Linked DNA regions of Homo sapiens: region 2 is linked to region 1. The links are chromatin loops, found by intact Hi-C in ENCODE. Cell type or tissue: GM12878. All regions are shown on one strand.

Region 1 (8,000 bases):
TACAGGTGTGCGCAACCACGCCTGGCTAATTTTTGTGTTTTTAGTAGAGACGGGGTTTTGCCATGTTGGCTAGGCTGGTCTCCAACTCCTGACCTCAAGTGAGCTGCCCGACTCGGCCTCCCAAAGTGCTGGGATTACAGGTGTGTGCCACCACAACTAGGTAATTTTTTGTATTTTTAGTAGAGACAGGGTTTCACCACATTGGCCAGGCTGGTCTCGAACTCCTGACCTCAGGTGATCCACCCGCCTTGGCCTCCCAAAGTGCTGGGATTACAGGTGTGAGCCACCATGCCCAGCCGCACCAGAGATTTCTTTTTTTTGTTTGTTTTTGAGACAGTTTCACTCTGGAAGTTGCCCAGGCTGGAGTGCAATGGCGCAATCTCAGCTCACCACAACCTCCACCTCCCAGGTTCAAGCGATTCTCCTGCCTCAGCCTCCCCAGTAGCTGGAATTACAGGCATGTGCCACCATGCCTGGCTAATTTTGTATTTTTAGTAGAGATGGGGTTTCTCCATGCTGGTCAGGCTGGTCTCAAACTCCCGACCTCAGGTGATCCGCCGGCCTCGGCCTCCCAAAGTGCTGGGATTATAGGCATGAGCCACCGCGCCCAGCCATTGGAGATTTCTAACCACATCATGCAGGAGGAGGATGGATGAGAAGCAGCATTGATCAGGCACTGGCTACCTATATCACCCACTGCTTCTATAAGTACTCGGCTCAGCCCTCATAGTGATGCTCTGATGCCCATCAAGCAGATGGGGAAACTGAGGCATTTATGCAGTTCAATGTCATACCCCTGGAAAACAGCAGCTATGGGATTCCAGCTTGGGTTTGTGTGAGTCATAACATGACTCTGTCTTCCACCGGTGCTGCCATATTTGGTCCACACGTGAATTGCTGTGATTACCAGCTTTTTTCTTTCCTGGAGACCTTTGGTGGCCTCTATTTATGCAGCTGAAGGAGACACTTACGACCTCATTCCTGACAGTTTTGGGAGCTGACAGCAGAACATTCAAAGAATGACATCAAGTGGCTTTCCTCAGGGTCATTTCCTGCTAGTGATCTCTGCAAAGATCACATTCTTTAAGGATGTGTGGGGGTCAGAAACAGACCCTATTCTGTCAGGCGAGAGATGCCTGGAGCAGCTGTAATGGGCAGACGTGTGTGTGTGTGTGTCTGTGTGTCTGTGTGTGTGTGTGTGTGTGTGTGTGTGTGTGTGTACATCCTCTGTGACATGCTTTGCTGGTGAATACAACCCCTCCTCCCCCGGCCACACTTCGCTAAAAACAAACCAGGTCTGCTGGGGTGCATGACTCATGCTTGAACCGGAGTCTTCACCCTGAGACAATAATTCTCATTTTAAAAGCAAATGCTGAAGTCAACAGCTGCTGGGGTGACTTTGCCTATCTTAATTTGGCTTGTTAGAGACAGCACCTCCTTAGCTGCTTGAAGGAGAACTTAAGTGGACCTTCCATGACTCTGTTCCTTTTCCTATCCAGGGCTCACATAAGAGTTGTCTGCAGCTGGAGACATGAAACAGTGATAGGATTTGGAGTCAGGGTGTCCTGATTTCATGTGTGTGTTCTGCCCTTTTATTACCACACGGTGGTGGGCAATTTACCCACCTGAGCATGAGGTGCCTCACCTGTGGAATGGATGGAACCCTGCTGTATTGGAGAATGTTCACCCATTCAAGATAACGCATGTGAAGCACCTGCCATACAGTAGATGCTCAATCACGTGGATGTTAGCATTGACTTTGTTGCATGTTCTCTGCTTAGCTATCATTTCTCTCTTCCTCCTTTATTTTGCATTAATTTATTTCTGTAAAGGAGGAAGCTGCTGGGCACAGTGGCTCACACCTGAAGTCACCACTTTGAGAGGCCAAGGCGGGAGGATCACCTGAGGTCAGGGGTTCAAGACCATCCTGGGGAAAATAGTGAGACTACCGTCTCTAAAGAAACATTTTAACAAATTAGCCAGGCATGGAGGTGTGCTCCTTGTAGTCCCAGCTACTCGGGAGGCTGAGGCAAAAGGCTCACTTGAGCCCAGGATTTCAAGTTACGATTGTGTCACTGCACTCCAACCTGGGTAACAGAACAAGACCCTCTCTCAAAAAAATTTTTAAAGGAGGAAGTCATCAGTTATGTATATCACACAGATTCACTGGTGACTTTGCCACCTTTTCCATCCCTTTGAAGTTCTGCATCGCCGGTGGGAGGACGTTGGTCAGAGCAAGCAGAGTGTGGAGGCAGAAGCAGAGAGCGGAGGACCTCAACTCTCTCTCTCCCTGGGCTCTGCTCTAACTTGATAAGGGCCCACGGGAACATCACCTAAACTCTTGGGGGCCTGTGTTCATTTGTCTGTAAAAAGAGGGGCTTAAATTAAATGATCATTGAACCCTCCAAGCTCTTGCTGGGCTGTTTCTGGGGGCTCTTCTCTCTGGAGTATTGATTTGAATTTTGGTGCTGAGCCAGCCAGTGCACGAAATACTACCACTTTGCTCAGTCTCGTAGATGTTTTTCTGTATTTCCTATGTTCAGCATAAAGGGGGCCAGCCCACTACTGCCTTTAACATGAATTGCCCTTCGGAGTATGGAGCACGAGGCGAGCAGCGCTTGTCTCCGCTAATAGACCTACACATTTCCAGGAGAATTTTTTTTTTCTCCTTGCTACTCACAACACATCACTTGTTTATGTGAGGGTTTTTACACACAGCTGATTTATAAGGGATTAGATTTCTCTAAAACATAATCTGCGTTGGTTCTATTGGCCAGTTAAAATTGGTATCCCAGCACAGCTTGTTAAGACATTACATATCATTCCTCTTGTTTTTCTCACACTCAGGAATGATAGGTTAAGAAATATGATTCTAGTTCATAAAAGCCTGAGAGGGACTAACTGGGCTCTATTTATGTTTTATCCAAGAATGTGGAATTTGAAGCTTTTCTCAAAGTGAAAGTTGACCCACTGGACCCGTGTGCTTGGGCCAAATATGAGTATGAGAAACATTCTCAAACCTTTTTGGAATCCTAGGCCAGTAGACACTGAAGGGGCCTAAAGGATTTCTGGGCAATTCCTTCTCCTTCTCTCATGCCACAATAATTATTTGCACTTCTTGCCCTTCTTTTAGCTCAAAAGTGAACTCTGCATGAAGCATATTACCTTAGAGAAAATGTTCACTTAAAGAAAGCCACCTGTTCAGGAAAACAAATTGTCCCCAAGAGGCGTGGTGGAACGCAGGTGGGGAATTTTGTCTTCAATAAGGAGAAATTTAAATTCTCTATATTCTTAGAAATTTACCAAATTGGTTGCACTAGGGTTTTTTTTTTTTTTTTTTTTTTTTTTTTTTTTTTTTTGAGACGGAGTCTCGCTTTGTCACCCAGGCTGGAGTGCAGTGGCGTGATCTTGGCTCACTGCAAGCTCCGCCTCCCGGGTTCATGCCACTCTGCCTCAGCCTCCCGAGTAGCACCAGGGTTTTTAATATCCAGTTCAACCGGGAGACATTTGTACTCTGCGAAGGCTGAGGCGTCCGTGTAAATTTGGCCACCAGGTGGCACCAAATGTTTTCATTAGAAAAATTGCTGAGGGAAAGCCTGGTCCGCATTCTCTCTCCTAGTTAAAAGGAAAAAAAAAGAAAAAGAAAACCCTTTAAAGTGAGTGTTGTCGGTTCATTCACCCAAATTCAGGAAGCATGTGCCTTTCTTATTTGCTAGCGCTTTGGCAGTACACTGTGGCAGTTCAGGGTGAGTTATTTCCTTGAAGTTTGTTAAAAGGGAAACATGGATGAAATTCAAGACTTGAAACAAAGCTTTATTGGAGCTTTGCAGGACAATTAAAATCCAGTCTCTCAGCCAACAAACGGTTCCATCAACCCCCTTCTAGGCCTAGCAGGACACAGGATGCCCAAACAAAAGGCAGAACAGGGAGGCATGGCTGGGTTTTTCCTTTTATCATTTGCTGCACAATCTTATTCTTTCAGATCCCAAACCAGCTTTTATGGTCTGGTTAAAATTTTGTTCTGTTTAGAAAAGAGGGTATCCTAAAGCAATCTAACTGAGCAGGGGTTGTTGCAGAGGGACACCCGCCTGCTTTCAGATGTGAGTGCTGCTGGGGATGATGTCTTTCTGCCCCTGCTCATGGTCTCCAGAAGAAAGTGCTGGCACGCTAAAGATAGGAAAAACATTGGCCAATTTATTGCTAAATTTCAATTCTTAAGAAGTGTTTTTTTTTTTGAAGTAAAAGAGGTGTGCATTCATTTATTTATTCATTCATCCATTCATTTGATGAATATTTATTGAGTGTTCACTGTGCCAGGCATCGTATTTAGAAGCCAGGGGAAGAGTGGTAACCAAAACTACGTTCCAGCTTTGGGCTGCTTCTAGTCTAGAGGAAGAAGCAGATACTCGTCAAGCCACTCGCATGAATGTGCATCAACAAGCTGCGGGAGGTGCTTTAAAGGCAAAGATTGCTGTCCCTGGATGTTGTGGAGCTAATGAAGTTGACCTAGATTCGTGGAGTGATGGGAATAGGCAGTGTTCCCTAACGAGGGACCCTGGAGCTGAGATTTGAAGGATGAGGAGGAAGTAATTAGGCAAAGGGATGGGAAGAGGTGAGGAAGATTTAGGCCAGGGAATTGCAAATTCAAAGGCCATGGGAGGAGAGGGAGAATGACAAGTTTGAGTTCAGCGTTTGAGATGCAAGTGTGGAGGGAACTCAGTAAGCGAAGCAGGAATGGATGCAGTTACAGGAGTAAAAGCTCACCATGAGTTCTCCACTTTCCTCTGTGTTTGGTATACTTTTCCTCTGCCAAATGGGAGAAGAAAGGTCAACACACACACACACACACACACACACACACACTCCAAAACTCTATCAATTACCAGATCTCTACTAGTCGCCTGCTTTGATAGGTGGTCTGTGGTATGGTTGGCTTGGAGCCAGTGTCCAAATATTTGAGAAAAGTTTGGGCATTTTTCCCCCAGTACAGTAACCTGTTTAAATGGACACAAGTACCACTGGGGAAGGCTGAGAGGAAAAGTCACAGAACATACTTGGCAATTTTAGCAGAAAGTGCTGCCTTAAGCATCCCTATTTTCCCTTTAGTGAGGGGATGTGGGTCTGGGAACTGACTCGGTCTTAGACACGACCCCAAGTTTCTGATGTAATAGCAGCCCCCATTCACCAGACCTGGAGTTTTTTCAGTTACACGCCAAGTTAGGCCGGAAATCCTGCGATCAACTGGCCACACCCTAAGATCCCTGCAGTTCAGTTCATTCTGGTAAGCCCTAATGTCTTGTAAGATGACTATACCCATTTCTATCTTACTATTCTAGTGTACCTATTTGTCCTTTTCCACCCGGGCCCTTCCCACATGCTTGGTATCAAGCAGTCCTTTTGGATGGTAGCATCTTCCACCACTATTCCCAACTCACAGAGAAGAGCCTCTACACTCTTTTCAAAGATGCCGGTGTTTGCCTTACCAGTGTCTATCCCAGGCTTTGATGACGGGATTGCCTATAAGGCTACAGCCACATTCCTCTCTTGACACCTATGAGTTCTTTTGTTATATTGAACCTTACAGTTTCTAGCTTCTCAACTTTCCCTAGACTGTACTTCCAATGGAGCCCTGGACTTCTTGGGCCAGCAAGTAAACTATCAGAACCACTCTCAGCTGCCCCAGCTAACACCACTAGATCCAGAATCGTGGGTGAGTGCACAGTGCACCCACGTTTACCCTGATCAAAGTGATGTTCCTTCCTCTTGACCAATAGCCTTCAGGATGCCTTTCCTCACATATTCCCACATCTTTGCCAATATAATTAAGTCCTGTAAGTCTTTTGGTGGTTGAATTCCCTTCTCCCCTAGTAAGTGCTGGGGTCTGACTTTAGTTACAAGTCTGGGGATGTGGAAGATGAGTGTGTAAAGGTGAGGGGTGGGGGTAGGGATAGAGCATTAAGTGAGTCTGTCCCTCTGCCAAGGTAACTGATGGCCACTGAGAGAAGTTAACAGTGTCTTCAGGCCAGACATGAAGAGCCTAACCAGGGAACGCAGAGGAGGAGGGAGCTCAGGGTGGGTTGTGGGTTGGGGAAATTGAAGGTCTCCAAATCCTGCTCTATATTCCCATTCCATTTGTCTCTTTTCTAATCAATGTCCTTACATATACAAAAGAAACATAATGAAGATTTGAGTACAACTGATAATGTAATTTGGCAAACACAGAACAAACTTTGCCTTTGCTTTCCAGCTACCTCAGCCCATTCTTTTGGCATTGTCAGAGAAATCTCTGGTTAAAGAAAGTCCGTGCCTTGTGCTTTTCATGTGTCTTTCAATGCCAGTGCCCCACAGGACCACATCTCTTGGACCGTTTTCATTTTGGTGCACGCACCCAGACTCCCAACTGCCTGCGTTCACATCTCTACCTGAAGACTCTCTGGCTTCCAGAGGTTACTCTGACCATGTGAGGCAGACAAGAAGGGCAGGGAACAGCCCCTTTTGGGAACAGTGCTCAGCTGATGACTGGTGGGAATTGGTGCAGAAACACCCCAGCTGCCTTGTCCTTTGGATGGGGTGGTTCTTTTCTTTCTTTCTTTTTTTCTTCCTGAGATGGTGTCTCGTTCTGTTGCCCAGGCTGGAGTGCAGTGGCGTGATCTTGGCTCACTGCTACCTCTGTCTCCTGGGTTCAAATGATTCTCCTGCCTCAGCCTCCAAGTAACTGGGATTGCAGGTACAAACCACCACGCCTGGCTAATTTTTAGTAAAGACAGGGTTTCACCATGTTGGCCAGGCTGCTATCGAACTCCTGACTTAAAGTGATCCACCTGCCTCAGCCTCCCAAAGTACTGGGATTACAGGCATGAGCCACTGCGCTGGGCCTTAGGTAGGGTAGTTCTGAGATGCATATTTTACTCTTTTCCCTGGAGTGCGTGCGTGTAGCTGAGCTCACAAAGTAGGGGAATTTTCTCTCAAACTCTGAAGAATGTCCAAGTGGAAGGCAAATCCCAAATTATAACTGGTCATCTTTGAACAATCGTGGACCTTGAGGGGTTTGAGGGCTCTAGATTTGGGACAACTGGTACTACCTCTTCCAAAAAGTAAAATTTACTCAGAAGTGCTTGTAGGGAGGCATCAGATATGGTCTTGAGTTGTAAAAGTTCGCCAAACCTTGTACAAATTATGAATCAGAGCAGCTTTTAAAGTAGAAGAGGCTCAGTATAATTGGGTGTTCTTAAGTGAAAAATGTGAGATAAGAAAGCTGTCCTTTTTGATGTCCCTTTGAATTCAGAATTTTAAGCGGATGCACATACAAATGTTTGGAATTGAGACTTAGAATTTCTAATTCTCCAGCTAGGTGCTCCCCATGGCATGGTGGAAAGATCACACTAGGAAGATGTCAGCATTGCCACTGGCCAGTGGTGGGATCTCAAGCAAGTCCTTCATGTCTCTTACCTGTATGAGAAGAGTGTGGAATTAAGTAATTTTAGGGTTTTCCTACCTCTACCATTTTATATATCAAGGGATATAGGAAGAAAGAATGTAAGAAAGAAAGGAAGGGAGGATGGAATGAAAGATTTCTTTTGGGTTTCCCATGTATCATGGCCTTTTAATTCCTCTAACAATACCAAAGGGAAGACATTATTATTTTCATTGCATGGTGAGGAAGTGGAAGTTCAGAGAGGTTAAGTCTCTTGCCCAAGTCTACCCAGCAACTGAACATCACTCAAACCCATATCTGTCTGGCTCTGAAAGTCATGTACTTTCCACAAAACAACACTGTTCCATGCTTTAGGGGAAATGAGAGTCAGCAACGATATGCTTGGGTGTTTTTCCTTCCCCTGGCCTTGGGGACCCTCTCTTGGCTGCCTGGGCATTTTTCATGTTGCTCAAGTCCGAGGCTACCTCATTCCAGCAGGCATGCCATTGTCAGTGGCCTACATTGACCCTCTTTCTTCCAATAGTTCCAGCTTTTCTTGCTGTTGCTGAAATGTGCAGTCAGGAGA
Region 2 (8,000 bases), 850 kb after region 1:
AAAAAAAACTCTTTTAAAATTCACATGGAACCAAAAATAACCCTAAATTAGCCAAAACAATCTTAAGCAAAGAGGACAAAGCCAGAAATATCACACTAGTCAACTTTAAACCACACTATAAGTCTACAGTAACCAAAACAGCATGGTTCTGGAACAAAAACAGACACATAGACCAATGGAACAGAAAAAAAAAAAAAAAAAAAAAAACCTCAGAAATAAAGCCACACACCTACAACCATCTTCCACAAGACCAACAAAAACAAACAATGGGTAAAGGACTCCCTGTTCAATAAATGGTGCTAGGATAGCTGGCTAGCCATATGCAGAAGAATAAAACTAGACCCCTACTTTTCACTGTGTACAAAACTTAACATGGATTAAAGATTTAAATGCAAGACTTTAAACTATAAAAATCCTAGAAGTAAACAGAAAATACCCTTTTCAACAAATTGATCTTGGCAAAGAATTTTGACAAATTCCCCACGAGCAATTGCAACAAAAACAAAAATTGACATGTGGAACCTAATTAAAAGAAAGAGCTTCTGCACAGCAAAAGAAATTATCAACAGAGTAAACAGACAACCTACAGAATGAGAGAAAAGTGTCACAAGCTATGCACTGACAAAGGTCTAATAACCAGAATCTATAAGGAACTTCAACAATGGAACAAGCGAAAAACAATCCCATTAAAAAGTAGGCAAAGGATATGAACAAACACTTCTTAAAAGAACATACAAGCAGCCAAGAAGCATATGAATAAATGCTCAGTATCACTAATCATCAGAGAAATGCAAATTAGAACTATGATGACATACCATCTCACACCAGTCAGAATACCTATTATTAAAAAGCCCCAAAACAACAGATGCTGGTAAGGCTATGGAGAAAAGAGAAAGTTTATACACTGCTGGTGGGAATGTAAATTAATTCAGCCACAGTAGAAAGTGATTTGGAGATTTCACAAGGAACTTAAAACAGATTTACCATTCAACCTAGAAATCCCATTATTGGGTATATACTCAAAGGAAAATAGATTATCATATCAAAAAGACAGGTGCACGTGTATGCTCATTGCCATATTATTCACAATATCAAAGACATGGGATTGACCTAGGTGCCCATTAAAGGTGGATTGGATAAAGAAAATATGGTACATATACACCACAGAAAGCTACGTGGCCATAACAAAGAATGAAATCGTGTCTTTTGCAGAAACATGGATGAAGCTGGAGGCCAGAATACTAAGCAAATTAACATAGGAAGAGAAAACAAAATATATCATGTGTTCTCACTTAAAAAAAGTGGGAGCTTAACATTGGGTACTCAGGGACATAAAAATGGGAACAAAAAATACTAGGGATGAATAGATGGGGAGCGAGAGAGGAGGGCATGGGTTGTAAAACTACCTATTGGGTACTATGCTCACTACCTGGGTGCAATATATCCATGTAACAAATCTGCACATATACTCACTGCATCTAAAATAAAAGTTGATTTTTCTAAAAAAAAAAAAATAGGAAAAAAGAGAGCATGTCGCAATTCTCTGAAGACACCAGGCACATCCCTACCTTGGGATTTTTCCACTTGCTCTTTCTTTAGCCTGAAACATTCTGCCCAGATACCATCTGGATCCATCCCTTGCTCCCTTCCTCCAAGTCTTTGCCCAGAGGGCACCATCTCAGCCAGGCCTTCTGGCATAACCCTATTTAGAAGTGCAGCCACCAACCTCTCCCCACTACCAAAGTCACTCTCTTTCCTTTTTCCTCCTTTATTTTTCTGCATTGCACTTATTACCATGACTTCTGTTTGTTTGTTTTACTTAGTTACTTGTTTTTGTCTGTTTTCTCACAGGAGAGTATGCACTCCATGAGAGCAAGGGTTTTTGTCTGCTTTATTCACTGTCGTATTTCCGTTACCTAGAGAAGTGACCCGTACACAGTAAGTTCTTACTTACTATGTCTTTGTTGAAGGGAAGAATGACGAAATGAATGTGGGGCCTGGAATTGTCTAGCAATATTTCTGGATAAGCTATAAAGCAAGATAGTACTCTTAAGGGGAATCTTTGTCTTTGATGCCTGTCCTGCTAATAGCTTGCATTAGAATGTAACAGTTGTCCCAGGGATAGCTAAGGAAAAGAAGAGACTGAGAACAGCATTTATTTTTATTTATTTATTCATTTATTTTTGAGATGCAGTCTCGCTCTGTCACCCAGGCTGGAGTGCATTGGCGCGATCTCGACTCACTGCAGCCTCCGCCCCGCAGGTTCAAGCAATTCTCCTGCCTCAGCCTCCCAAGTAGCTGGGATTACAGGGACACACCACCATGCCTGGCTAATTTTTGTATTCTTAGTAGAGATGGGGTCACACAACATTGAACAGGCTGGTCTCCAACTCCTCACCTCAGGTGATCCACCCACCTCGGACTCCCAAAGTGCTGGGATTACAGGGGTGAGCCACACACCCACCCGGGAACAGCATTTATTAAAGTGTATCAGACAGACTCTGGGGAGTCAAAAAGCTCCATGTTTGACACTGTCTTGCCATATGACCCTGGGCAGTTGGTCAACATCGCCAAGGCTCAGTTTTCTTACCTGTAAGATGAGAATGAGGGTACCTGCCTCACGAGATTGCCATGATTATGCAATGAGATGACATGTGGCACACAGGAAATGCTCAGTAAATGTCGGCCTGCATTGATATGCAGCAGATATTGAGATAAGCATTTAATGTACATAATTATGCTTAATGATCACATCAGTGTTAGGAAGCCTATAAGCTCTTCCCAACATGTATTCTGTGAGTCTCCCAATAAGTCTGGACAATGCTATGTAATTCATACCTCCAGTGGAGGTTTATCTTATGCAGTAATGCATCAGGAACGTCTGCAATAAAAAGCCCCGTTTAACTTTAATTGGATTTAATCAAGCATTACCCACAAGATGCTTTTCTCTTTTTACACAGCACTTATTATCATTATGTGAAGATGGTGATTTCAGTAAATGCCCTTTAATAGAGACAGAATACACATTTTTTTTTTCCATTTAACAGATGAGAATGCTGAGGCTCAGATAAGTTCAGTGCTTTACACAAGGTCACAGAGACAACAGTGTAAGTGCAGATATGCTAACCCTGGTCAACCTGATTCAGGAGACTAAGCTTACCACCACCTCACTCCACACAGCCCCCTAGTGTCTAGCTTGATTATGACTACTGCATAGAATGATGACCTACAACGCAGCTGCACTTCTAGACTTTTCGAAAATTCAAGACCAACTGGAAAATGAATTTGAGATGAGATTGTATTCAGTGAACCATAAAACCCCCATATTACATGAACTCTCTGGCTTGACCATGATTTAATGCTAATGATGATTTTCTTCTTTCTGATATTTCTGTTGTAGGCAGGCAAACAAAAGTAAGGCCATTATCTAAAACATGTATGAAAACAGCAGAATTAGCTTACAAAGAAGAAAACACAGAGAATCAAATTAAAATCAATTAATTAGAAACACATTAGTACAAATATGAAATCTGAAGCTATTTTTCTCTTGTCAAAGAGAACATTTGAAAATTTCAATACATTGAGTGAGGAAAGTTGATCTTCAAAAACGTTGTAGGTTTCAATTGTTAGTTACCCAGGGGTGATCTTAGACAGAAATTCCAGCTAAACAGGCAGCCTTGGTTACAAAGAAACATGGCTTCATGTTTGGAGACAATGCTTACTTGGTTTCTGAATCGAATCAGCCCTAAATTCAAATTTTCTAACTATTTAGTCCATTTTTAAAGTCTGAGGCCATGGGATTCACAGATAAACAGAGAGAAACTCAGAATTTTGATTGGAAACAAAGGAAAGAAAAAGTGCATAATAAATAGGGAAATCATGTTTGAAGATAAAGAGCCCTTTATTCTCAACTTCCAATAGAATTTCCAAGTATTTCCAAGTAGGGGTGTACAAAAGGGACGAGACAACCCAGATGAGACGAGATGCCAGAGCAACATCCCAATTGCAAATTGTATTTGGTGCCAAGACAAATCATCATCTCAATTTAGATAAGTTGGAAACAGTTTATCTCCCTTTTATCTAGCATACTATATGAGACAAATAAGACTGGAAAGGGTGTCTTAAAAATTGGACCACGTATCGATGTAGCTCAGTTTGTTTTGCAATACTAAGTCAGTGTCCCTTAATAACTACCAAAAGAAGGATTGGTAGAAATACTCAAACTGTCATTGTCATTTGTCTGAACTATGAGAAGCATACCCAAGTTCTTATCTCAGCCCCAGACTGATCCACATGGGCTTCTCTCGAGACCTTTCATGTTTACTTCCTTATTTGTTCTGCTGGTTAAGACAGCAGACATGTCAGATCTAAGCAAGGCTTCCTGGGCATGCCTTCGTGCAGTGGTACAATGGCAAAATTACTATTCAGGTGATTATCAGTGGCAACATGAACACTGATTTCCAGGAAGAACATAACATTTTCCTCTGTACTATTGGCCAAATCCAGGGAATGGGACACAAGTGCTTGGAGAGTGATTTGTAACTGTCAATAACAGCAAATTCTCCTAGACTTCCCAACACTCAGATGAGTAGCCCTGGAGTACTGTCAGGAGAAAGGCCTTCTTTATATTCTTATGGTGTTTTTAAGGGATAATCGCATGCACATTTTTAACATGTTACTCTTTTTAAGATAATTAAAGACTTTGATTTTGCCAGAAATGCATTTGAGGCAGGCCTTACGATATCAATCTTAGAGGTTTGGAGGAGTCTGAGTGTCTATGTTTAGTGCAATTTGTACACATTTTGAACAAGGCAGAACTATTTATTTTGAGATCTCAATGTTTCCAAGCAACCATGCACTACAAAATATTTTAGAAAAGTCTTTTGGCAATGGCTAATAAGAATTTTCCATATGTGTGAATATGCATAGCGACAATGGGCATAAAAACGCATTTCAACTTCTGCCACTTCTTGGACCTGATCTTACCTTAGAAAGAAGTAACAGAGATTGAGCTGCATGCACAGGCTTGTTGCAGATAGTATCTTAAGACAGCCAACTATTTTTTTTCTTTTTTGACATGTGAAGTGATTACACATGATATAAACTGCAAAACCAATGCTGTAGTTTTTCTCAAGAAGGTATATTTCTAAGTTCATTTTTGTCAAGCAGTTAACCTTCTGGGGAAAGTGCCCTGTAGGCTAAACATTTTCTGCTCTTTCTCTAAATTCTTTAAACAAATGAAAATGCCTACTTGAGATTGTCTATCAAATTCTTTCATAATCAAAGGGATAGGTGGGGAAAGAGGGCATGAAATGAATCACTATTATTTATTAGTATATTTACTTGGTACTTGCAGGTGGCATTTCTAGAACTTGCCTATCTGGCTGACAGAAAAATTGAGTTGGACAATACTGTTTCTCCATTATGGGAGTCATGAAACTTGATACTTTGATGTTGGTTGTTAGGGCAACTTCCAGTCAACTGGCAGGACCTACCTTTCGGGGTTAACTTCTGGTTTGTCTGTACCTCATAGAATTGGTTATATTATAATTTTTTCCCCTATCTGATCATGAACATTTTGAAAACTTTTATTTGCACAGGGATCATCTTTAAGTTGGAATCATGTGTTGGCAACATTCTATTTGTTATACTAACCAGAAAACAATTGCTCAGTTATCTATAATTCAAGTTTTATGCCTCGGTAAGTCTTCTGGGGAGCCTTATAAATAAATACAGTATATCATTAAATGCTGAAATCCTTTCAAAGTTCAGACACTCCCTATTGAGAGCTTGATGTATTTTAACACTCTGTTCATCTAACTCCTTGTGTTCTGAGTCTAAACAGATTCTGATTGTCATTTGTCTCCCCAAGTAGGTCTGAAATTCACTAATGATGCCAGCATGAGTATTCTGATTTTATGACAGTTCTATTTCTCACTGCAGCATAGTACTTTGGATACATATGAATGATGTTCTTCATTGGTTAGTGTCAGTCTGCCTGGCGATCTCTTTGCATTAACAAGATCTGGTTTCAGAGTCCACAAAGCTGAAAGCCAGACTGTGGTCCATGGTAGGTAATTTCTCCAAGGCCTTTGTGGGTGGTCAGACCGCTGGTCTTCTCCCCAGGGGAAATTCTCAGGCATCACCATGTGGAGACCATTCTAAATTCCTACAATGTTCTTTGTATTTTTGTTGTAAGGAAGTTTAGAAGCTGTATGAGCAAAAGAATTGTGAAATTGGAGGTGGATGTTGGGGAAATCGAGGGGATAATGGTGTAGGGAGAACACTGGCTTTGAAGGGTGGGAGCACTAAGTCAGGCAAGGAGAGGGGCTCTATCCCTCTATAGAGAGTCTACAACATTGCTGGCATACCAGTGTGTGGGGAGACGGAAGGCTTCCACAGAAGGGAATGTTTATCCAATGATAGCCAAATTTTGGAGGATGAGGAAAATAACAGTTCCATATCTATATTAACTTGAATTTGTCTCTATGTGGTATCATTAGTCACTGCTCCAAACAGAGTTAATGGGAATGTTATGGCTCAATTTCTGTGAACTAGGAAAGCTTATCAAGGGAGCTGACACTTCCTAGCTACTGATGGAATTTATCTGTGTTAAATGAGTCCACTCGGGGATGTCACACACATTATAATTTCTGCCCCACCAGGATAACAAAATATTAGAAAATATTCACACAGATTTAGAAGGGAAAAAGAGAAAGCTTCTAAAATTCAATTTCTTCCTTCCATTCTGCCCTGAACTTCTAGTGCAGAAGACTTAAATGGACACAAATTACACACAGTAATAATCATCAACAGAGCTTAGTTATATTTTAGACTCCAATAGTTCACAGCATAGTTTTTGAAATACAGGTTGTGATTATGCAGGGATGTCTCTTTTTAAGAAAGAGTAGCATGAAAGGTCATAAATGATAAATTGGAAATATCATGAAAAGCTGCTGCCTGGGGGGAAAGCTGCCTAAATGGCTTGCAGTCCAAGGAAAACATTCACATATAGTCATGCAGATGCACAAAGTCATTTTACTATGTTATTTAAATAGCAAATTATCGCTGCCTATGAACACTCGATTGCTGTAGCCAAGGAATAAGGCCATGTCAAGAACACTGTAACTGTGTTATAAAAGACTCTAAAATCCAGAAAACTGGTTATAGAACTAATTATTCCAGTTAAGGATCATCCACTTAGTTCATTGGACTACACTGTATTTTAATTAAATTATGTTTTCAGTAAGAGAGGTGCTATGGTTAGGCTTTGTGTCCCCACCCAAATCTTACCTTCAGTTGTAATCCCCATAATGACTATTGGGTGTGAGTACACCCAAATCTTATCTTCAACTGTAATCCCCATAATACCCACACACCCAAATCTTATCTTCAATTGTAATCCCCATAATACCCACGTGTCAAGGGAGAGATTAGGTGGAGGTAATTGAATCATGGGGGCAGTTTCCTCCATGTTGTTCTCGTGATCGTGAGTGAGTTCTCACAAGATCCGATGGTTTTATAATGGTCTCTTCCCACTTCACTCAACACTTCTGCTTCCTGCTACCATGCCAAGAAGGACATGTTTGCTTCCCCTTAGTCTTCCACCACGATTGTAAGTTTTCTGAGGCCTCCTCAGCCATGCTGAACTGTGAGTCAATTAAACCTCTTCACTTTATAAATTATCCAGTCTTGGGCAGTTGTTCATAGTGTGAAAACAGACTGATATAAGGAGTGAAAATCAAATGGTTTACAAATAGTAGCAGCATTAGTTAAAGGAATAGCCAAGAATCCTGATACTTGTCTTTGCTAACCTCTGTACTATTTACATTAAGACTTATGGCATTGAAAGCCTAGACAGTTTTAGTCATTTTCCATTGTAATTGTAGGGGTGGGGTGGAAGGATTAGGCAAGAGGACATCTCGCTAAAGAATCACACACCCAGTCTTCTTTAAAGCCTGTTGAAGAATTCTTCACTTTAAGTCATCAGTATGTGACTT

The links. Peaks named below come from ENCODE experiments on the same cell type or tissue, not always from the same donor. Only the 100,000 strongest peaks of a DNase experiment are listed, where the experiment ranks them.
Region 2: a loop joins it to region 1, with 4 times the contacts of the local background. A loop is called at or near these places in 7 of 110 quality-filtered maps.

Annotation. Positions count from the first base shown.
Region 1 is chr6:11,652,204-11,660,203 of GRCh38, forward strand. No RefSeq gene overlaps it. Among named protein-coding and RNA genes, the nearest start is that of TMEM170B, 120 kb to the left of the region's middle. RefSeq lists a silencer at 3,471-3,640. In GM12878, a CTCF peak has its summit at 3,549 (motif pointing right); DNase peaks (open chromatin) are centred at 1,448, 3,598 and 7,794; H3K27ac peaks cover 605 bases.
Region 2 is chr6:12,501,381-12,509,380 of GRCh38, forward strand. No RefSeq gene overlaps it. Among named protein-coding and RNA genes, the nearest start is that of LINC02530, 80 kb to the right of the region's middle. In GM12878, a CTCF peak has its summit at 3,175 (motif pointing left); a DNase peak (open chromatin) is centred at 3,151.